Linked DNA regions of Mus musculus: all the other regions are linked to region 1. A link is a loop called in an ENCODE intact Hi-C map of the cell type or tissue named here. Cell type or tissue: gastrocnemius. All regions are shown on one strand.

Region 1 (8,000 bases):
CGATTCATCAGGCTCTGATATGAGGAAAGGGGCTTCCAGTCCCACTCCTGGTTTAGGTTTCCTTGTTCTCTGTCAACCATTCCCGGTGCTCACCCAGCTTCAGAGCATAGGACGACGTAATTACACAGAAAAACTGGATATCTCCACGAGAGTGTGTGTGTGTTTCCACTGCTGCTTAAGGCATTTCTGTGAGTCTTTGCAAAGTGCCCCCACCTCTTAAAAGCTTCGTTTCATGTGTAAACTGCAAGGACAGTCGTTTACTATAGTGTTTATCCTCTTGCTGTTGGAGTGTTTGCACACACCTCCAGGTTCAGGTTGGGCTCTGTATTTATCCCAGACCTAGCTCTAGAGAGCAATGACTACCCATGAGTGGACTTCTCAAGGGCTGCAGCATGTTGTGGGTGGGAGGGGGGGCCACACTCAACATACATTTGAATTTTCTCATTCTGTTGCTTGGAGGATGCAAAAAAGATGCTAATAAGATAACTCAAAATGCTGTTCATTATTTCTCAATTATTTGGTAATTTAATAGTGTATTCAAAAGTACTTTATGCAAGCTGTGCATGGTGTACACCTTTAATCCCAGGAAGCAGATTTGTGTATGAGGCCAGCCTGGTTACACAGTATCAGCACAGCCAGGGCTACATAGATTCTCCCTATAAAAAAAAACAAAACAAAACAATAAAACAAAATGCTTACTTCACTGTAGAATATAGCAGAGAATCAAGTAGCTAACGCCTGCTAGTTGGAAGTTTCTTTCCCTTACAGTTTTAACAGCTACCTCTTCTTGAATGACCATGTGGTCTCATCCTACTTTGAACTGCTCTCAGTCCAGCCAAAGGCTTGCTTGTGTGCATACCATGACACATTTATTTCCCATGTTTAGTGAGGCCATGTCTCACATTGGAGAAACTGGAGAATGAGTGTCAAGCAGTGTCTGTGTAAGCAGGCAGGTTAAAGGGTTTCATCTGGATACCGCATAGGTTGCTTTGTTCACTCTGTTTGCTGTGTGTGCTGTAGTACCCATAGTCATCTGGAAGGCATGATTGGTATGTAGGCCATTTTCAACCCCCATAGGACTTTGAAGGACAGTGTAACTGCACTAGTAATCTTGTCTCCCCCCACTCTCCCTTTCTTTCTCTTTCCTTTTTTTTGAAACAAGGTTTTCATTGTATAGCTCTGGCTGGCCTGGAACTTGCTTTGTAGACCAGGCTGACCTTAATACATAGAATTCCTCCTGCTTCTGCCTCCCAACTGTTGGGATTAAAGGCGTGCACTATCACATCCAGTTTCTCATATTTTTATGTTTGGGTGTTTTGCCTGCATATGTGTCTGTGCACTGCATGCGTGTAGTGTCTGGGGATGCCAGAAGAGGGCGTCAGATCACCCTGGGACTGGAGGAATGGGTAGTAGGAGTTGAACCTAGGTCCCTGAAGGTGTAGCTAGTGCTCTAAACTATGGAGCAAAGCTCCTCCTCTGCTGAGGTGGTTGTTACTTTAGGAAGGAGAGTTTAAAACAGGCTTAAGGACAGCTAGGTGGCCAAGCAGTTCTGTGGTCCTTCCACAGTCTTTATATTTTGTAGTTTATGTAATCTGCTAATTCTGTGTGTGGTGAAGAAAAAGAGGCAGTTTAGACACCTTACACAACTGTATTGCATCTGGGCCCACATCTCTGACCTTCCGTCATCAGTGTTTACCTTCAAGTTCTTGGCTCCAGGTTTGAGTAATAGGGCAACCCCAGACTCCTCAGTGCTGAGCACTGCTTTCCACATCCTTTTCCTGGACTCGCTTCATACTGTCTTGCTGCCTTTGGGTAGTGTGGACATTAGAGCCAGCTATTGACAGGATGGTCCCCGGCCACACTCTGCTCTCCATAGGAATCACTGACCCTCAGGCACACATAAGCCTTTCTTTCATGAGGTGGTGATCCTAATGAGCTGCTCTGGAGCGACTGTCTGTGGCCTGTAAAGTATGCTATTGTTAGAGACTACTTTCACTGGAGTGCACCATTGAGAACTCGAGAGACAGTAGATACTTGCCTATTAAAGATAATATACATTAGAGTCCTGTGTTGGAGGAAGACTGAAATATATGTTTAATAGGGGAGGTTTAAAATAATTGTGCAGACTAATGTGGCCAGGATGTAAAGAAAACCCTGCAGTAAGTGTGTCATGGGTCTGCATTGCGTTCTTCTTCTGAAATAGAAAGGACAGGTTTTGAAGGTAAAGGTGAATACTCCATTACCTATTAGAGTATGAATCAAAGGCATCCTATTCAGCAGCATTTCCTGTGAGCTCTAGCCCCTGGCCACTGTCTGTAGGCAGATAAGCTGAAGTGCTCATCCTAAGGAGCTGCCCTCTGGCCTGTAAAGTAGCTCTATGTATGCTTATTGTTAGACTACTTTCCCTGGAGTATTCAATCTGATACCGGGAGGCCCAATATGTTAATCTCAGCCATTCAACACCCCCACCCCCATATACCAACCAAAGGTATGAATAGTGAAAAAAGAAAGTTAGCAAGGCCATGTTGGTAAATACTGAAAAGGGGTATGTTGACTCCAAGTCCATCCTGGGGGCTTGGCGGGGCAGGGAGGTGGTAAGGGGGACGGGGGAGGCGGGGCGTGTAATGACTGAAGCTTTAAAGAAATAGGAAGAGTTGGGAGGTAGGGAGGGATGCATAATTAAGCTTTTGGTCAAGGTGTGGTCTGATTGGTCAGTGAGTCAGGTTCTGCTGGGTGATTTGGTGAAGTTAATACCTGAGGCCCTGTTCTGGTTCCCAGAGTTGATGGCCCCTGCTAGGGATGATCTCATCCTGGTGTGATCTGTTTGGCAGGCGCTGATGGTCTGCAGTCCAAAGTAACTGCTGGTTTATGACAGTGACTGAAGACTTCCAGGTGCCTTTATGGGGGTCTGGAACAGGACGCTGTAAAAGCTGACAGCGAGGCGTCTCAGTTACTCTTTGTGTCTTAAGCCTCCAAGGAGAATGAGATCGTACCGCTGGTAGGCCAGACAGACAGAGACTAGGGTGCTTCTGAGTAGAGTTCGGCAGCGTTTTGACCTGGAAACTGGGTAGGGTGAAGGTCGGCCGACCTCTGCCCTGTTTGAGTTGGGAGCGAGTGTGAAGTGAGTGCTTTTAGCAAAAGCACTTTGTAGTACCTGATGGTGCGCTTGTCTAGACTTTTATTTGGGAAGTCGGTATTATTTTCTTCTCAGTAATATTTCAGTTCACCCTGCAGAGGGAACTCAGTAGCAGATTCCAGGTGATTAATGTTAGAGATGAATATGAGTGGAAACTGTCCTCATTAAGCCAAGGTGGGCTTCTGGGAAAAGTATTGAAACAACGGCTGCTTTGTCCTGTTGTTCATGGTCTCCCCATTGAATTTTATTATTATTTAGGGCTGAGTTTTTTGTTTGCTTGCTTGCTTGCTTTTTGAGAGAGGGTTTCTCTGTGTAGCCCTGGCTGTCCTGAGACTTGCTCTGTAGACCAGGCTGGCATTGAACTCAGCTCCTTGCCTCTGTCTCTTAAAAGTTGTACACCACCACTGCCTGGTGTAGGGTTGAGTTTTAGCTGTAAGGAATTTAACAGTAGTGCCCACTTTTGTGGGTTAGTTTGACAATCAATTAGTATTTGATTATGGTAGAGTCTGAGCTCCCGTGTCTTGACTGTGGTTAGCTAGCTATAAATGAGGTATTGGGCCAGTTCTAGAGGCAGAAAATAGAGGGTTGTTAGTGAGCTCTAAGCCTAAAACTGAAAAGCTTCATTTGTGCTTTGTGGTCATGAGTTCAGAGCTTCGGAAAGGCCTGTGCTAATACCACACTGTCTAGTGCTTCAAAACGATTATAGAGAGAGATTTTAAATTTTGGTGCCAGTTTTTGACAAGAGTTTCTTAGATGGTTGAGATTAGCTCCATCTAGTGGTAAATTTAGGTTAAAACTCTGACAATTCACTCCAGATTACACTCTAATTTGGATACCAGTTCCTTACTGGGATTTTTCTTTTTCTTTTTCTTTTTTTTTTTTTGAATCAATGACAGAAAGTCATGGAGCTGACTTTATAGTACCTTGCTGCACTGGGAAAACTAGTGAATTCTTCAAGAAGTTAAGACTTAGTCTAGAAATTCCACAGACTATCAAGTTATAAAATCTATGGAACTTCTAACTTAGGGAAATTGTGCAGAGCCTTGACTGCTATACAGTCTTGGGACAGTGTTATGAATACCTTTGATACTTCGGTAGTGAGACCATAGCCCCTGCTGTGCACTATAAGTAGTTTGTAGAGTTGCATTGCAGGGGACCACACATGGTACACACAGACTGGCACCACTGGTGTGTGTGTCAGATACTTCATATTTCCTCTGGCCAGCTATTGACTCGTTTGTTCTTTCTTGAGGCAGAGCTCATGAATTGCAGGCAAGGTCTCTTGGATCCTGTGCTGACCTTGAACTTTCTATATAGCTGAGAAAGATTTCTTTCTCCTGCACGCTGTGATTATAGGGTTGGACTGCCACACTTAACGCAGTGCCGAAGATCACACTTGGGGGCTTGTACATGGTAGATGAGGAGCGCTCTACCAATTGAGCAGGAACCCCAGCCCCAGATTCAGTGTGGTTTTTTTTGTTGTTTTTTGTTTTTCTTGAGAAGAATATTACCAGTTTCACTTTCTTAGGATGAGCCTGAGATGAGGGGTGGTTATTTCTCCCTAACGCATTTCATACAAGCACATCATGTGTGCAGTATGTAGTTCTTGATGAGTTCCAGAGATCTGGCTCTCTGAGATGGTTTCTGTCCTTTTTGATGTCCTTGGATAGTCAGTGTGTGAAGATCAGACAAGCTGTGTGGTTTTCTGTGTCTCAGAATGACAAGGACCATCTTTCTCAGGTTGGCTAGCAAAAGGATCCTCTGGAAGGAGTGAGTAAGAAGTTATACTAAATACCAGACAGCTCCCAAATGGCTTTTGTGTAGAAAGTTGCCGAGAGGCCTTTGAGATAGAAACTGGGATGAAAGCTGTCATAGAATGAAAGGAAGCAGGGGAGTACTGAATAAGTGCAGGAGAAATCAGGGTTAGCTGTGGATAAGCGGGGTGGAATAAAGCAGGAAAGCTTCTGCAGAAAATGATGCTTCAGGGCTGGGGCAAAGCTCAGTGGTAGTTGCTTGCCCAGCTGCTCCCCAACAGTGACATTTTGTTGTTTTTATAATTGGCATGCGGTAATAATGTGATATATGAGTGTATGTAGGTGCATGAGTTAGGTGCACGGCTAAGGATTTCTAAGGATGGGAGAGGCTGGGCGTGTTGAGAGGTAGCCAGCAGTCCTGCGCCAGCATATTATGGGAACAGGTGTGCACAGTGAAGCGCTGGCTCTCAGAGGGCCATAAAAGAACTGCCACGTGTTTGCTGGGTGGGATGATAGCTGTGCTGATTGAGTGCGGACCGTGCATCACACCGATGTCTGTAACAGCCTGTGAAGTGGATAATCCTCACTGACAGAGGGCCTCCTGCCCGCCGCCAGAGTCAGAGCATAGTAGGTCTGTCTGATTTGGAACCTGCGGGTTTGGCGAGTATTCTGTAGAAGTGAAATCTGTGTGACTAATCGTACGGCTGAAAACTGTATCCTTAGCATCTCAGCAGTGGCCAGGGCCAGCCAACAAAGCATTGGAACAGGGAAGGTATGGGAAAGGTGCTTTAGGGCTAGCACAAGAGTAAGGCCCCCTTTCTCTTCATGACTCAGAGCAGAGGTTCTCAACCTGTAGATCGCAAGCCCCTTGACAGACCTCTATATCCAAAAGTATGATTCATAACAGCACAATTATAGTTATGAAATCGCAACACATCGTTTTATGGGTGGGGCTCACCACAACATAAGGAATATAAAGTGTCAAAGCATTAGGAAGGTTGAGAGCCACTGGCTTAGCGTGTTGAGGGCTGAGGGTGTGGCTAAGTGGGAAGCAGTCACCTGGCTTTCCCAAGGCCCTGGGTTTGATTCTCAGCACTGGGGAAAAGGGGAAAGACGAGTTTCCAGTTTTTCAGTATCTTGAAGTGACTTTGTGTGTAGTGGTGTAGCCATGCAACTCTAGTTCTTGGGAGGCTGGGCCTCGGTGAGTACCCAAGGATGGAGATTTGGTTCTAAAAACCTGTCTCCATCCCTTTCTAAATTTGTTTGTTCTGAATTAAGATGACAGACAGGAGAATGGAGCTGCATCTTTCCTAACAGAGGAACTCAAACTTTGTTTGGGTTTGCGTGACCCTGTCTCATCCCTGAGGAGAAGGGCAGGGAGCTAGTGAGAGTAAAGTTAGACAATTTGACGTCGTGGTGCTGTGCAGATTGCATACCGAGGCTTAGGGCCTAAGTTTGGCTCTGCTGCTCCCTTGGTCTCTGACTCAAGGCAGATAAACATTTTCCTGTGTGAGATGGAAGTAGCTGTGCTTTGCTGAGAGTAGAGAATTGCTTTATGTCAGGACGTGAAGGGGGTGGGCACCACTGCCACGTAGGGTCAGAGGAGTCTGTCGGCTCCTGCCCTCGGGCTGCGCGGGAGGGAGCGTTCTCAGTTCCTGCCTCTTTCTGTCTCCACTTACTTCTGAAGGTGTGGGGAATATGCCTGAAGCTTTGGACTTACCCTGGAGCCCTGAGGTGGCCTTTGTGGAGCACTGAAGACTGTCCTGGTCTGGTGGAAGGGGATTTGGGGCTCGATTCTGAACGCTTCTGCAAGGATGCCCTCTCCTATTGACCGAGGGCATAGAGGTACTGGAGTTAGATCCAGCCTCCCACCTGCAGCAGAGTGGACAGTACCTGGTAATCCTTGCCCCCTACCTCACCCCGCCTGCCTTCCATGGGAACAGTGTAACTGGCAGCCGCCGAGTTTGCACTTAGTGCTTCTGCTGCTCAGGACTGTGCCTTGGCTGACAGCTTGAGCCCTGGTTGGGCTTTCTGCTACACAAGTTTTCTTTCTTTTTTCTTCTTTCTTTTTTTTCCCCCTGGTGTTCCCTTCCACTTCTCCCACTGCCCTGACAACACCACTGGAGGAAGCTCTGGGAGTTTAAGAGACCCAGGTTCTGTTTGGGGTATTTGCTTTGTGTGGTAGAACCCCATTACAGAAGCAAAAGCTAGCATGAAGTGACTCCTGTAGATCATGGTTCTTCAGTTTTGCTCTGCACTACTGCCTACTTACCCTGGGCAAATTGAGCAGTGTGCCCTGTGAGGCGCTGCCAGGAGATCTAAATACCATTGGTTCCGGTTGACACTACCTTCTTAATCCCTCCCGCCCCTCCCCCACACACATACCCAATTTTAATAGCTTGGGCTGTCCTGGAACTTACTATGTAGAGAAGGCTGGCCTTGAAATCACATAGATCCAGTTGTCTCTGTCTTCAGATCCTGGGATTACAGGTGAATATTACTCCCAACAACCTGAGCTGTCTCTGCTGGCTGTGGATAGATAACTTCAGAGGCTGCTACTTCCACTCCCAAGGAGTCATGTGCTGCCATGCTTGATTTATGCTGTGCTGGGAATCCAAGCCTGGTGCACACTAGGCAAGCAAATGCACTGTTAGCTAAGCTGTATCCCTAGTCCTTGCGTGCATGTGTTAGAGAAGGTTTTATATACAGGGTTCTCTTCAGTCCCTCAGTTTCTGAGAGGACAGCTTGAGTTTGACTAACGCTCACTGAGGGGCAGGACTAACCTGGGTCATACATCCTTGGATTTGGTTACAGCACAGCAGGCTCTCCCGAAGCAGGTTTTTGTTGAAGGTTCAGGCCTAAAGTCCTTGGAAGACTGAAGGTGAGGGGAGAGCTGTGCTCCCGATGTCTTGCTCTGGCCTGGCTTAAAGCCTTCTAGGATTGTCCCCACTGACACAGGGTGCTTCTGTCAGAGTGGGCAGAGCATATCTTCAGGAGAGGGAAAGATCAGGGGAGATGAACAGTAATCTGATCGTGTTTAGGTTTCACAGTAACTCTTAAGATCATGTAAAGCCAGGATCGCAAGATCATCCTCAGCCTGCCCCATTGGC
Region 2 (8,000 bases), 75 kb before region 1:
CTTCAAAAAGAAAAGAAGGTGGGGCTGGAGAGATGGCTCAGCAGTGAAGAGCACTGACTGCTCTTCCAAAGGTCATGAGTTCAATTCCGAGCACTCACGTGGTGGCTCACAACCATCTGTAAAGGGATCTGATGCCCTCTTCTGGTGTGTCTTCTGAAGACAGCTACATTGTACCCATATACATTAAAATAAAATAAATCTTTTTTAAAAAGTAAAGAAGGAAAGGAAAGAGAATGAGAGAGCAAGAGCGAGCAAGAGAGAGCAGGGACCAGCATACCAGTACAGCACTTGCATGCACAAAGCTAGCAGCTCTAAATTCAATCCTAATAACAGCAGTTAACAGTAGTAACACACATGCCTGATAAATAAATGCATAACTCTTTTTTTTTGTTTGTTTGTTTGTTTTTTGAGACAGAGTTTCTCTGTGTAGTCCTGGCTGTCCTGGAACTCACTCTGTAGACCAGGCTGCCCTCAAATTCAGAAATTCACCTGCTTCTGCCTCCCAAGTGCTGGGGTTAAAGGTGTGTGCCACCACTGCCCAGCGCATAACTCTTTTTTAAAAGACTTATTTAATTATTTAATGTATATGAGTACACTGTAACTATACAGATGGTTGTGAGCCATCATGTGGCTGCTAGGAGTTGAACTCAGGACCTCTGCTCCAGATTCGCTCACTCCGGGCCTAAGATTTATTTATTATTACATGTAAGTACACTGTAGCTGTCTTCAGACACACCAGAAGAGAGTATCAGATCTCATTACATATGGTTGTGTGCTACCATGTGGTTGCTGGGATTTGAACTCAGGACCTTTGGAAGAGCAGTCAGTAACTGCTGAGCCATCTCTCCAGCCCATAACTCTTCTTTTTAAAATAATTTTTTAAAAGATTTATTTATTTTATGTTTGAGTGCTCTATATGCATGTACACCTGCATGCCAGAAGAGGGCACCAGAACCCAGTATAGACGGTTGTGAGCCACCAGATGGTTGCTGGGAATTGAACTCAGGATCTCTGGAAGAGCAGCCAGTGCTCTTAATCTCCGAACCATCTCTTCAGCCTTGCATAACTCTTAAAAGAAAAAAAAAAAGACATGAGTGCCTTTAAAAAGGTGTGTGTAGGTGTGTATGTGTGTGTATTCAGGGCTGGAGAAATGGCTCAGCCGTTCTTCCAGAGCATCCTGATTCAATTTCCAGTATCCACATGGCAGTACACAACTGTAACTCCAGTTCCAGGGGGTCCATGGCACCAGACATGGCATGGGTGCGCATATATACATATACATATACATATACATGCATATATATATATACATATATGCATGGAAGCAAGATACCCATACAAATAAAATAAATGAATCTTTTAAAAACATATTTTTAAATTAAAAACATTTACTTTTTTTTTAAAGATTTATTTATTGATTATATGTAAGTACACTGTAGCTGTCTTCAGACACTCCAGAAGAGGGAGTCAGATCTTGTTACGGATGGTTGTGAGCCACCATGTGGTTGCTGGGATTTGAACTCCTGACCTTCGGAAGAGCAGTCAGGTGCTCTTACCCACTGAGCCATCTCACCAGAACATTTACTTTTTTATCCTAGGTGTACGTTCTATCTTCAGTATATATGAATGTGTGCCACATGCACATAGTACCTGAGGGGTGCAGAAGAAGGTATTAGATTCCTTGGAATTAGAACTATAGATGAGTGTGAGCCACCTTATGAGTGCTGAGAACCAAACCCATGTCCTCTGCAAGAGCAGCAAGTGCTTTTTGCCCCTGAGTCATCTCTCTAGATCTTCCTTCTTCTCTTAATTACAAGGATATGGGTCCTTAGCTGATTCTGTCTCTGCTCCCACATCCTAGAATATACTCCTATGGGCTTCCTGTACCTAGTACCCTGCCAAGTCCTAATCACCATGTTACCTCCTCCTACCTCCATCATCATTTCAGCCATCTATGCAGATGGCCTACGTGGCATTATCTCACAGACCCACTGTGGCAGAGGTGGTCCATCATGAGCCAAAACCTCCCCAGGTGGCTGGTGTCGGTCATGAGGATGAAAAGGGACAGATGGCACACTCCTGAGCAGATGGGAATGGTAAGGGCTGCATGGAAGATGCTACATTTGAGCTGGAACCTGGGTGAACAGGACTCAGGAAAGAGAACCACACTTGGGGACCAGCTGTCGATCCCTTCAGGTTTACAAAAATCACAAGAAGAAAGGAGTCCCCGGAGAGGATGGGGAGGCAAGACTGTGGGGTTCTGCATGCAGTGCAAATCTTACCGTGAGGGGCAGGCATTCTGCACGGAGCCACAGCATTTGTACTTTCATACAAATGTCTAAACCTCCAAAATCAGGCCCACTCTTTAGTGCAAAGTGTGTCCCTCCTGGGTAACCCCTACCGTCTGCTGGAGCAGTGCACAGAGAATGCTGGAAGCCTAGGGTGGAGTCTACCCTCCCAATCTGCAGGCAGGGAAACCAGATTGAGTGTGGCGGGAGGTGGAAACATGATTGTAGAGGTGAGGAGGGGGGGGCTCTCCGTTGTTCCCATAGGTAGAACAGGGCCAGAGGGAAGAGTCTTAGTCCCTTTTCCCATTCATACCCCTACCCCTGTTTCTCTGTGTAGCCCTGGATGTCCTGAAACTCAGTCTGTACATCAGCCTACCTCTGCCTCCCTAGTGCTGGGCCAACACCTCCCAGCCGAGGTGTTTTCTTCGTTGCTAACTGATATAGTAGGTCCAGGCCCACTGTAGTAGTGCTGTCACCAGGAAGGTGGTCCTGGGCTGTATAAGAAAGTTGGCTGGGGAAATGGTTCAGAGGTTAAGAGCTGGCCTTCCAGATGGTCTGGCTTAGATTCTCAGTACCCACATGGTGTCTCACAATGTCTTTAAGTCCACTTCCATGGGATCCACTGCTTGTTTTCTGGCCTCCGTGGGTATCAGGCATGCCTGTGGTGCACAGACATACACGCTGGGAAACAATCATACACATGGCATTTTAGAAAAACAAACAAACAAACAAAAACCCGAACAAGCAAGAGAGCAAACTAGTGTTGGAAAAGAATATTTGTGGAGCTGCACAAAAAAACACTTAAATAACAAGGAAGTAACTCTGCAAAACAGTTTCTCTTTGTAAGGTGTCTATGCCAGGATCTAAACCAGGCTAGGAAACACACCGGGGCACGAAGTTCATGGGCACGAAGTTCATTTAGCTTTTATTCTAAGGCAAGTGGTGACTTAATCTCACCCCATTGGTGGCAGAGATTACCTCATCTGATTGGCTAATGCATAATCAACGTGAAGGAAAGGGCAGAGTGGTCAACTGGGCTGCTCTGGGTCAAGGGCATTCTGGGAATGCAGCAGAGCTTTCCCAAAAAAAAGTTTTACTAGTTGAGGTGGAAGGGGGGGTGAAAATATTTGAATTCCTTTACATGAAGGTTTTACAAGGTGTTAGAGATTCGCGGAGTATTGTAGGCTAGCCATATCTTTGACTTAAAAAAGAAAAAAACAAACAAAAAACCAAAAGAAAAGCAAAACAAAAACCCACCCTCACACCAGTAAGCAACGTTCCTCCTTGGCTTCGGCTCCGAGCTCCTGCCCTGGTTTCCTCGGGTGGTGTGACTGTAACGTGTCAACTGTAACAAACTCTTTTCTTTCCGGGTTGCTTCAAATCACAGTGTTTATCACAGCAACAGAAAGCAAAGTAGGACACTGGGCTTGTCCAGTAGACCGCGCCAAGCCTCAGCGGGAGTGACCCCACCCAAGGTGGAACAAGCCACTACCCCTTTCGTCTTTCTGGAGTGGCATCAGAGGTTCCAGGGTGTGGCCTCGGAGACTAGAGGAATCCCTGCTCATCTCTTCTCTTTTTACCACTGGGTCAGCGGGCGGAGGAAGGCGAAGCCCAAACAGCGCTTGGCCCCGAAGCATGGAGAAGAGGCGAGTTAAAACCATAGACTAGCGTGACACGGTTGAGGTCTAGAGCGACGCTGCCGCTACGCTAGTCCCTCAATCAACTTCCGCTTCCGGCAACAACCCGGAAGTCCCGCGATAAAGAGCTGGCGTCCCTTTTCCGGACTCGGTAGCGGACTGTGGTCTTGGGCTCCTGGTTCGTATTAACTCGGACGACGACGTGGGCCCTGCGGAGGTAGATGCTCCGCTCCTTCCTTCCGTCTGCTTCCTCCGTGTCCTGGCCTGGGCGAGGACCATGTGTTATATTTGCTCCGTGCCCCGCCCCGCCTTGACCTCCACTGGCGGGAAGTCCACTTCCGCTGCTCCTGGGCGGCTCCCGGCCTCACTCCGGGCGTCTTTTGCTGAGTTGGAGCCTAGCTGCACCTCCTATCTTTGAACCCTTGAGCAGGTCTCCTCCAGCTTATTGCAGGTCCATGAGGGTGGATGACCGGGTCTGAGGGCAGCCAGAGTACAGCGGATAACAGGGCGTGGTGGCGCACCTCGGTCATCGCACCCCTCGAAGGGCAGAGGCAGAACAATTGCTCCAAGTTAGAGGCCGGTTTGAGTTACCTGGCGAGTCCCACGCCAGCCAAGGCTATTTTGAAGGAACCTGTCTCCAAAACAAAACAACAGCAAAACAAAATAAGTAAATTATAACTTGGAGCTAGCGAGAGAATTGGGAGAGGGAACGCTGGTTGACTTCTAACATTCAACAACTGCTGGTGTGGGTAACGGGGCTTGCCGTTGCATTAAGGGCTGAGGTTGAGGATAGTAACGGGGAGGGTGGATGTAACGTGCTCGGGACAATGGAAAAGGAAAAACTAACTTGAGTGTTTACTTGAGGAGAAGAGCTTTGTGCTGAGCAAGTGGTTTCCAGAAACTGATAGCGTTTATAAGGCAGGTCGGTTGTGGAACTGGGCTGTCGCTCAGAAGTAACCTTGGAAATTAACCCCCTAATAACTTAAAGTTTATTTCTAGATGCCAGTCATGTGAAGATCCTGGGTACTGTGAGAAGGTGCTTTCCTAAGTGGGTTTGGGATCTTCTCTCAGAAAGGTTTTGGCCAGAGGGGAAAACCTGAAAAGTATCTATCTTCCTCTTGGCTTCTTGTGAAAATAACAAATTTTTAAAAATAACAAACCAGAAAGATACACAGTGAAAATTATTTCCTTCCTCGGTCGTGTGTTCAGAAGCACAGTTAATTTAATAAACTTCCAGGTATGGTTTGTGGATGTGTTATACTTGTGCTAGTGTGTATTTTTCTTCAGTGTGTGTATAATTTCTTCTATAGTGTGCATAATTTCTTTTTTGTTGTTGTTGTTGGTTTTTTGTTTTTTTTTTTTCAAGTCAGGGTTTCTCTGTGTAGCCCTGGCTGTCCTGGAACTCACTCTGTAGACCAGGCTGGCCTCGAACTCAGAAATCCACCTGCCTCTGCCTCCCAAGTGCTGGGATTAAAGGTGTGCGCCACCACTGCCCAGCTGTGTACATAATTTACTGACAACATGATCCATCCATTGTTGTGTCCGGCCAGCAGACCACAACCTGGGTTCTAGCCTGGAAAGGCATTTTGGAAACCTGGAAGAGAAGAGGGGCTAGGTGGCGAGAGAAAAGAATGTAGCCAAGACAGTTACTCTGATCAAGGCTCAAATTTTATTGTTGCGACACTAGTTATGAAGGAAGGGGGAGGGGACCCGATTCCCGCCGAATAATCTCGGGTCCAGTAGAAAGGTGCACGTGTGTGGCTCCTCAGGTTCCAGCAGTGGGCGTGGCAGAACGAATGAGCAGGAAGCTCCACCCCGAGCAAGCAGGTTTCAGGCTGGGGGAGGGGAGACTACATCTCCTCCCTTTTATTAACAAAATTTAAAAAAAGAAAAAGCTGGCCTGAGGGGGGAAAAATTTTCTATGCTCAATAGTTCTGCCTGGAATCTAGGGCTAAAGAAAAAACTTGCTTCACTGGGATTCTTTAACTTTTCTTATGGTAAACTGTATCTGGCTTAAGACTGTCCTTTCTTATCTTAGTGAACAACTAACTGAAAAGCCTGGAGCTGTAGGCTCTGACTTTATAATGCTAATTAGTACTTGGTAGGTAACTTTCTAGTTGAATTTTAAGTAGGGCGTTGGAACTTTGGCTAAGTTTGACTGAACAAATGTGAAATACACTATAATAACACTAAGTTGATATTTCTCCGCTTTTTTGGATGATAGGTGGGAAACAGGGAGAAGGAGTTCGACCGGCTCTTGTAGTACAAGGCCAATTGGCTTTTTTATTTGGGTGGGAGGCAGTGAAGGGCTTGCCCTTTCAATAGTATGTCTCCAATCTCTCTCCCCCCTATTGATTAAGTTAAATAAGGCAACGCTTAACTGAGGTGATCAAATGATTTTCTCATCCGTAGATGAGTGGGCTTTTAACCTTGGCTTGGGTGGACATGGACCCGATTCCTCCCGTGGGTACTGGTAAAACCCACACATGTGGCTCTCGGTATCTTTTGGGGAGGCGAGGTAGAGCCGGAAAATATTTTTTATTTTTAACCAAAATATGATACCAACCTCTTTTAAACCGGGTTTATCTCACAGGAAACTCAGAAATGGTCAAGCTGGACCTTCCCTTGCAGTAGTTCTGCACCAAGCGGTGCCCATACTGAATTTGTACAATCACAAACCAGTATGCACAGTTCTGAGTGCTGTGCAGCTCCTAAAGGAGAATTATCAACCTCAGGATTAGCAAAGCCTAAGCAAGAATTATGTCGTTAGTAACACCACGATTTGTGGCTAAAATAGGAGCTGGAAGTCGTTCCTCCTCATCCCTGTTTTTTCCACAGCCTATTGAGCTAAGGACACCTTGCAGTAACAGCAAGGGTGAAAAGCCAGAGGTCAGCTAAGGGGCTAAGCCTGTCTATCAAAATAAAAACCAATCTTTATTAATATAGAAATATCTACTCTTCTAGCCCTCTAGGTAAACCTAAATTTTTAACTCAGACTGAAAACCACGTGCTGGAAATGTCCTGAGACTGGGGGTAACAGCTGCCACCTGTGTGCTCTAGGGGGGCGGGGATGTACATCCACTGCTCCGCCTCGAGAATGTTGATTTACCTGCTTGAAAGACAAAATCTTGAAAGACAGTGAGAAAGTAGGAAAGCAGAACTTCTTTTGGGGAACTCTAGGTACTTTATTTAAATGCAAACTGTAAAGCTGAGGCTAGTCTCCGGCCTCCTGTTGGGGAGCTGGCTCAGAGAGTAGCTTTTTCGGAGCCTGAGTCCTCAAGCCGACTTTTAAGCAAAAGAGTAATTTTAGTCCTCAAGGTGATACTTTAGAAGATTTAGAATCTGTGTTCATCTAACAAATTAATTTATCTGGCAGCCACTGCGCTCTATCTTCATCTCGTGAAAAAACACAAACTGAGTCCCTACCCCAAATTAGAACTGGATCTGGACCCTTCTATTCATTAGTCAGGGGGTCCTTCCATTTTACTAATGTATTAAGTGAACAATTGCTCTTTAATAGCTTTTTCTACTAGCTGTAAGGCCAGCAATCCTTCTGAGGTTATGGATCTAGGGGAAGTGGGGGATGTGCTCTGAATTAACTTTGCTAGGTAATTTAGAATATAGGAATCTCTAACATTGGACTGAATATTAGACCAGTCTGAGATTGAGTTAGAATGGCTGGTCACACTGAAGAAAGGAGAAAAATCATTATGACTCTATTAAATGACTAATTTTACTAAGTCTGAATATACAGTCTCTGATGTACTATTGCCATAAAGTTAAAAGGCTAGAAGCTAGTCTAAACTGGAAAAATGACAAGTAAGGATGGATCTAAAACATGAATTTAATTTAGTTTTTTAGTCAATACAATCAGGACATGAGTCAACTTACCTACCAGCTCGTCACACGAATTAATATGTTTTTGAAGCGTTTTGTGGAGAAAACCTGTTTTTCCCTTTTCTAATAAGGTAGCTGTTTTAGGATCAATCTATAAGCCAATAAGTAGATCCCTTTAAGATACTATAAAGCATTTATTAAACTCTTTGACATTAAAATATTAGATTTTGAAAATAAA
Region 3 (8,000 bases), 64 kb before region 1:
ATGGTTAAGGGGAAGGTTTTTATTATAGATAATAGAGAGAGAACAGCCAGAGGCCTGTGGAAGAGTCCAGAGCAGAGAGAAAGAAGTAGACTGAGCACAGCCTATAAACTGTGGCTAGGGCAGGGCGTAGAGGAAAGAGAGAGAGACACAGACACAGAACATGAGCATATCAAGAATAGCAGGGTTCTAAGGATAATGAGTAGCTGCGGGAAGGGAACTGGAGGGAAGGTAGGATACTAGTGTGGCCTTTGAAACGTGTAACAGGTACTTGAGATACTGAGGGGCCTGGAGGCCAGCACACACTCTGCTGATAGGCACCACAGGTAGTCATACAAACCTACTGCCGGTTCCAAGGGAGCCAGGGATCCCATCCCCCGGGCATCCCTTTGGTAGATGGGAACCAGATCCGGGAGCTCCTGGGGAACGCTGGCTTTTACTACCCACCAGAAATCTTCCTAGAGTCCAGACTGAGCTCACTCCTGGATATGGACGCCTTTGGGGTTTGGGGAATTGGAATGTCCTTTGGTTCCTAGGGGCAGGTTGTAGAGATGGCTGGTTGCTAACACCTGACAGTTTCATCGAGCTCTTGGTCTGTATGTTTATGTCCTGATATGCTGTGGGTGGTGTAGCCTTGTGGGCTTTCCTTCATTTGTTGCAGGGCTGCATGGAATTCCTCTGAATAGCTAATAGCACTTTAATGATTTACCAGTTGATGGACACTTAGGTTGTACCCGAGAATCTTATTTTCCTACCGATTTCATTCACCCTTTCGGTGACTAAATAATTTTTTTTTAATCTAAAATCCCCATGGTGCTGTTTTGTTTTATCTTCTGACTATAAAAATATCAGACCCAAAACACCTTATTAAAAAAGAGGTTCATGCCGGGCATGGTGGCGCATACCTTTGATCCCAGCACTCGAGAGGTAGAGGCAGGTGGATTTCTGAGTTTGAGGCCAGACTGGTCACAACCATCTGTAATGGGATCTGATGCCCTCTTCTGGTGTGTGTGAAGACAGCTATACTGTACTCATATACATAAAACAAATAAATCTTTTTTTTTTTTTTTTTTTTTTTGGTTTTTTTGAGACAGGGTTTCTCTGTGTAGCCTTGGCTGTCCTGGCACTCACTTTGTAGACCAGGCTGGCCTCGAACTCAGAAATCCGCCTGCCTCTGCCTCCCGAGTGCTGGGATTAAAGGCGTGCGCCACCACGCCCGGCTAAATCTTTTTAAAAAAGGAAACAATAAACAAATAGATAATAAAGAACAAGCTGTAGCAGGAACGTGGCTCAATTATGGTAGAGTGATTAACCAGTATCCAGGAGAGGTTTTGATCCCAGAACTGCATAAAGTGGGCGTGCTAGCCGAAGGTTGCAGTGGGCGTGCTAGCCGAAGTGGGCGTGCTAGCCGAAGGCTGCAGTCTTAGCACTTGGGGAAGGGCAGAGGATCAGAAGTTCTAGGTCATCTCTGCTACAAAGTCAGTCTGAGACCCGCTTGCACTACAGACACAGTCTCAAAACAGTTAAGACAACCATTTCCAGGAAAGTAGCATTAATCCTACCTAAGGGTAGTGCCATACGCAGTGACCTAATTGTCTGCCAGGCCTTATTATCTTTATGCAATTTTTTAAGCTCAGGCTGTCCTCAACTTGGTATGAAGTGGAGACTGACCTGGAACTTTTAATCCTCCTGCTTCTACCTCCTGGGCGCTGGGGTTACAGGATGTACCATTACATTTGGCCAGGCCCTACCTCTTAAAGGTCTCTCCTAGCATTGTTGGGAACCAAGTTTCCAACCCATGACTCCCTCAGCAATACAAGCCATTCTTTGAGTTTACATTTAAAAAATTTTTGTTTTAGATTTTTACTTAATTCACTTCACCTTTTAAAACGATTTGTGTGGGTTTAATTTTATTTTATTTATGTGTGTATGTACATAGTTGTGCAGATGCCCTCGGAGGCCAGAGGCATCAGATACCCCCTGAAGCTGGAGGAGCATCTCTTTAGCCACACAGACCACTTTTAAACTAGCAGTACCCACAGGCTGGTGAGCCAGCTCAGTGGGTGAGGGCGCCTGCTGCCAGGCCTGACGAGGGGAGTTCAGCCCCTGGAACTTGCATGCTAGACAGAGAGAACAAGCTCCCCAAAACTGTCCCCTGGCCTCCACAGATACCCTCACATAACAAATGAGAGATGTAATCTAAGAAGGAGCCCTCTGCCCTGCCTCTGCCTCTCATTCCAGATTACTCACAACTTTAGGAGGAACGAGCCCACTCTGCTCAGTGGGCTAAGGCCAGATAATGAGAACTGTCTGTCCTGTGTTCCAGGAATATCCAAGAATGGGGACTAGAATCAATTCAAACTTCAGAAAGTGGGTCAGGGAAACTCAAGAGCAGCTTAGTAACACCAGGGGCTAAGAAGTGGTCCGCTGGGACTGGCGAACCGTTAAGAGCCTGTACTGACTGCTCTTGCAGATCTGGGTTCAGTTCCCAGTGTTCACTCTGGGCAACCATGTGTATATCGTAACTTCAGCTCTGGGGCAATCTGATGCCTCTAGTCTCTGAGGGCCAATGTGTGCTCATGTAGGTATGGACTCACACACATACAAATTTTTAAAAAGTACTTAATGGGCTGGAGAGATGGCTCAGTGGGTGAGAGCACTGACTGCTCTTCTGAAGGTCCTGAGTTCAAGTCCCAGCAACCACATGGTGGCTCACAACCATCCACAGTGAGACCTGACACCCTCTTCTGGTGTGTCTAAAGACAGCTACAGTGTACTTACATATAATAAATAAGTAAATCTTTTTTTAAAAAAGTACTTAATGCAGGACAGGTAGTGAGTATTAGTAACTATGATGGTTAATGTTAAGTGTCAGCTTGACAGAATCTAGGGTCACCTGGGAGGTGAGTCTCTGAGCATGTCAGTGGGGATTATTTTCATTGCCTTAATAGAGGTAGGAAGATGGACACAATGGACAGCACTGTCCTCTGTCTGGAATTCTGGACAGCCTGCATTCACTGCTCTTTTTCTGATTGTGACTAAGATGTCACCATCTGCTTCATGCTCCTGCAGCCTCCACTTACACACAGTGATGGATGGACCCTTGAACCACAAGCCAGAACATGGTTCTCCTTAAGTTGCTTTCATCAGAATATTTTTTAAGGCTTACTTTTTTAAAAAAGAATTATTTCATGTATAGGAGTACACTGGAGCTGCCTTCAGAGGAGGGCATCTGATCTCATTACAGATGGTTGTGAGCTACCATGTGGATGCTGGGATTTGAACTCAGGACCTCTGGAGGAGCAGTCAGTGCTCTTAACCGATGAGCCATCTCTCCAGCTCCTATCAGATTATTTCATCATATGGAGTTGGAGAGATGACTCAGTGTTTAAGAGCATTGACTGCCTATCTTAGGGTTGTATTGCTATGAAGAGACACCAGGACCCTGACAACCCTTGACCATGAAACAGCCCGTCTATTCTGAGCTTTGTAGTCCAGGCTGGCCTTGAACTAATAGAGATCTATCTTCTGCCTCTATCCTGAGTGTTGAGATTTAAGGTGTACCCCACCATGCCCAGCCTTAAAAATTGAATCTTTCGTCACAGCACCAAATGAGAAACTATGACAGTGAGACAGAGTCTCACTGTGTAGTCCTACCTGACTTGGAATTCATGTGCAGGCCAGACTGGCTTTAAACTCACAGAGATCCACTAGGGATTACCATGGCTGGCCAGTTTGTTTTGGACACAGGGTCCCTTGTAGCAAAGGCTGGCCTGTGTAGCAGAGGATGGCCTTGATCTCCTCCCTCTGTCCTCCAAAGGCCAGGGCCATCAGCGTGGGCCACCAGGCCTAGCCACTGTTAATGATTTTTGACTGTGTCAATTGTTGCCTAGGAAACAAACCTGAGCAACTGTCTGAGGGAGAAGGAATTTTAAATGCCAGCATTCCTGCTATGAAGATTAGGGAGTGGGTAGTTCATTGGGGCCATGTGAATGAAAGACATGATTTGAAAAACAGCATCACTATAGAAGCTATGCTTTTTAAAACCGTATTTATGTATGTGTGTGTGGTGTGTGTGTGTGTGTGTGTGTGTGTATGTATGTGTTGTTGTGTGTGTGTGCATGCTCACACACATGGGGGTGTCACAGTTTGTGTGTGGAAATCAGAGGACCACTTAATGGGAGTTAGTTCTCTTCTTCCACCATGTGGGTCCAATTGTCAGGCTTGGTGGCGAGCACCTGTACCTCTGAAACATCCGGATGGTCTCAATGGCAGGGGTTTGTTGATTGACTGACTGATTGATTTGTTTATTATAAGCTCTTGCCGTTCTTCCAGCACAAAACAGCTGGAGAACAGTTAAAACAAGAACAAAGAACAGCCAAGTAGATGTAAGTGGATGTAAGTGAATAGAACATTTCCTCCTTTCATCACGTTATCTCAGACCTGGCCAACAATGTTCCCTTACAAGGGCTTGGGGAAGGAGATGGGAGGGAGGCTAAGGGAGTGAGTGCTGGCCTAGTACAGGAAGCTCTGAGCTCCACAGGAGCTTGGGGCAGGATCAGAGAAGTTCAAGATCAGGATGGAGAGTTGGCTCAGAGTTAAGAGAATGCCTAGTACCCTTGCCTACAACTATCTGAGACAGGAGATATGATGCCCTCTTCTGGCCTTTTTGGGTTTGCACACAAATTTGCAGTGTCTCACGTGCATGTGTATACACACACACACACACACACACACACACACATCTTTTTGTTTTGTTTTTTGAGACACTTTCTGTATGTAGATATGACTGTTCTGGAACTTCCTCTGTAGCTCAAGCTGGCCTCGAACTCAGAGATCCACCACTTGCCTCTACCTCTGCCTCTGAGTACTGGGATCAAAAGTGTGTGCCACAATTTCTGGCTTTGATTTTCATACTTCTATCCATGTGGGGTGGTTTTTTGTTTTGTTAGGTTTTTTTTTTTTCCCTTAACCTAGTGTTAAACTTAGCATAGTAGGAGGGAGAAATGGGTACAAGTTGCTAGCAAGGCCAGGATTCTTAAGGGAGGCACAGTGGCAAATGTGCCTCTCTTTAATGAGACCCTGGCTACAAACAAACTAACAAAAAGGTCATCGTTCGTCTTCCTTTGCACTTTAAAAACCTCCAGCTCTCAGCCAGGATTAACACATTTTCTCAACTGCCTCTAATGATTCAGCAAGCAGCGAAATAAAAATAGACTTTGTGGTGGCTTTATGAATAAACCCCATCAGGCCGGGGTACAGATCCAAGAGAGGAGGGTGGCTCAGCAGCCCTTCTGGTCTGCTCTTGTTGACCTCCACTTTGCTCTGCTCTGTGCTCTGTGCTTTGGAATCTGAAATGCATCCCCCACCCCCCGCCCTACCCCTACCCCTGCCCCAGTTCTAGGATGGAGACTCAAGAAATAAGAGCAGTCCAGATGGTCAAATGAGGTCATGGCCAAATGACAAGGTGGCTGAAGAGTCAGAAGTCGTCCTGATGCTGGCTTCCCAGGTCCAGGTTCTACCCGAGAGCCTTGACGAAGACTGTTGAGGATTTTGAGACCATGACAAGGAAGTCATACCCGCACCCCCCACCCCCCCCCACCCCCCCGGTCCCAAAATCCACATCTCCCATCCTCAGGATGGTCTACTGTGGTTCTGCAGCCGGGCCTGGGACTGTCCTTAGTGATCTCCTGTAATCTGCTGAACAGTGGCTGAGACCCGACAGCAAGGGAAGAGATGGTGGAAATGCTGGCACAGAGGCGTCTCTAAGCTGCTGCCTCAGTGCTCAGAGCTCAGGTGTCCAAGATGTTGCCCTGGAGTCAGAATCTCTGACAAACGCTTGTTTCAGCTTGCCGTGCCTCTGCTCCAGAGAGGTACACCAAAGGCTCCCTTTGACGCAAGATCCTACCGTGGCTATGAGAAATCTGAGCCGCTGTCTTCTTGGAGCTTGGCTTTGAAGGTTGCGATAAACATTCCCCAGGCTGTGACTGTGTGGCTGGGCTGCTTTCTTAGCTAAGGAAACTTGGGACTGAATGCTGAGAGTCCCTTTGTCCTCTTGTTGGGACAGTGAGCCCGCTGCTTGTCCTGGGTGTTTGCTGCTTGTTTCTCCAGCTGACTCCTGTTAACTTGGAGCTCATGATTTTCTGTTTTTGGTATGAACGGAACCTTCTGTAACCATTAGTAGCTCATTTCCAGTGCCCTGGAAATATTAAGACCTTACTCCCACCTCACCCTGGAAATATTAAGACCTTACTCCCACCTCACCCTGTGTGTGTGTGTGTGTCTGTGTGTCTGTGTGTCTGTGTGTGTGTGTGTGTGTCTGTGTGTGTGTGTGTGTCTGTGTGTGTGTCTGTGTGTGTGTGTGTCTGTGTGTGTGTGTCTGTGTGTGTGTGTGTCTGTGTGTGTGTCTGTGTGTGTATGTGTGTGTCTGTGTGTGTGTGTGTCTGTGTGTGTCTGTGTGTGTGTGTCTGTGTGTGTGTGTGTCTGTGTGTGTCTGTGTGTGTGTGTGTGTCTGTGTGTGTGTATGTGTCTGTGTGTGTGTGTGTCTGTGTGTGTGTATGTGTCTGTGTGTGTGTGTCTGTGTGTGTGTATGTGTGTGTGTGTGTCTGTGTCTGTGTGTGTCTGTGTGTGTCTGTGTGTCTGTGTGTGTGCGTCTGTGTGTGTGTGTGTCTGTGTGTGTGTGTGTCTGTGTGTGTGTGTCTGTGTGTGTGTGTCTGTGTGTCTATGTGTGTGTCTGTGTCTGTGTGTGTGTGTCTGTGTGTGTGTGTGTGTCTGTGTGTGTGTGTGTCTGTGTGTGTGTGTGTGTGTGTGTGTGTCTGTGTGTGTGTGTCTGTGTGTGTGTCTGTGTGTGTGTGTGTCTGTGTGTGTGTGTCTGTGTGTCTGTGTGTGTGTGTGTGTCTGTGTGTGTGTGTGTATGTGTGTGTCTGTGTGTGTGTGTGTGTGTGTGTTTGAAAAGGTCTCATTATGCAACCCTACCTGTTCTAGAATACCTAATGTAAAGTAGGCTAACCTCAAACTTGCAGGAATCCTCCTGCCTCGGCCTCCCAAGTAAAGTTTGGCCCTTTACAAACAGTATCATAATGGATACTGGTGGCTCATACACAGGAAATCCCAATTCTATAGAGGCAGAGACAGGCAACTTCAAGGTCAAGTAGGGCTAACTGAAAACCCCTGACTCAAGCAAAACAAAACAGAAACTGTCCCGTGGCAACAGATCAGTTTAGTTCTTAGGAATCTTGCCTTTGAGGAAAGAGGGTGAACACTCAGGAAACAGGAGCCCTGGCTTCCCTGGTGGCTGAGCTCTAACTGCCCAACAGGATCAGTCCCGGCCTTAGATTTTAAAACTAGGAGCAGTTAAGTTTCTCTGAGTGAGAAGGGCAGAAAGCAGGGTCACCAGAGGTGAGCCAGCCTAGGTAGCGCCATGTCACATTTGCTCTTGTTACATTTCCAATCCCTTTGTTCTGCTTGTCTTCCTGTGCGGGACTTGCTCTGAAGCCTGCTTGCCTGTCCTGCCCTGCCCTGCCCTGCCCTGCCCACAATGCAGATCAGCCTTGTCTTCCTGTCTTCTGTCTGGTCAGCAGCCGACACAGCCGTGGCTGTGGCCGGCAGAGTGGACAGTAGCTACTTCCTCACTCTAGAGAAACCTTTCTGCCCTGGTGGCCACCATGACTTTTGGGCCTGAAGATCTGCTGCAAGCCTGGCTTCACTTGAGGCTGGCTTTCTGCTTGGGCGTGGAGTAGCACTCATCTTGCTGATGTCTGTGCAAGACTCCTGTGTTTCTGGGACTTGTCTAGGCGCTAGAATATAGACACATGGTGACTTGGTTTCTGTTCCTGTGGCTACAATCAAAGTCTCTGATGTAAGCAACTTAGGAGGGCCTGCGAGATAGCTCATCGGTACCAAGCCCGATGGCCTGGACTCTCGGGATGGAAAGAGAGAGGTGAGCAACATGGTACAAATGCACACTCATATGAATAAGTTAATAAATGTAATAAAAACCTTAA

What was found. Hi-C counts contacts between places; a loop is a spot of excess contacts. Peaks named below come from ENCODE experiments on the same cell type or tissue, not always from the same donor. Only the 100,000 strongest peaks of a DNase experiment are listed, where the experiment ranks them.
Region 2: it touches region 1 in a loop (4-fold over the local background); 19 of 42 quality-filtered maps call a loop at or near these places.
Region 3: a loop joins it to region 1, with 2.1 times the contacts of the local background. A loop is called at or near these places in 6 of 42 quality-filtered maps.

Annotation. Positions count from the first base shown.
Region 1 is chr4:137,309,599-137,317,598 of GRCm38, reverse strand. No RefSeq gene overlaps it. Among named protein-coding and RNA genes, the nearest start is that of Wnt4, 36 kb to the right of the region's middle. In gastrocnemius, CTCF peaks have their summits at 1,357 (motif pointing right) and 3,908 (motif pointing left); no DNase peak of the experiment used is centred here; H3K4me3 peaks cover 802 bases; H3K27ac peaks cover 5,007 bases.
Region 2 is chr4:137,384,449-137,392,448 of GRCm38, reverse strand. Gm52681 (a long non-coding RNA gene) reads right to left here and starts at 5,304. Exons shown (of 3, transcript XR_003955130.1): 1 at 3,546-5,304; 2 at 2,665-2,969; 3 at 1,393-1,650. In gastrocnemius, a CTCF peak has its summit at 927 (motif pointing right); DNase peaks (open chromatin) are centred at 2,038, 3,796, 3,951 and 4,230; H3K4me3 peaks cover 2,611 bases; H3K27ac peaks cover 3,228 bases.
Region 3 is chr4:137,373,475-137,381,474 of GRCm38, reverse strand. No RefSeq gene overlaps it. Among named protein-coding and RNA genes, the nearest start is that of Gm52681, 9.7 kb to the left of the region's middle. In gastrocnemius, a CTCF peak has its summit at 4,656 (motif pointing left); no DNase peak of the experiment used is centred here; H3K4me3 peaks cover 1,398 bases; H3K27ac peaks cover 5,165 bases.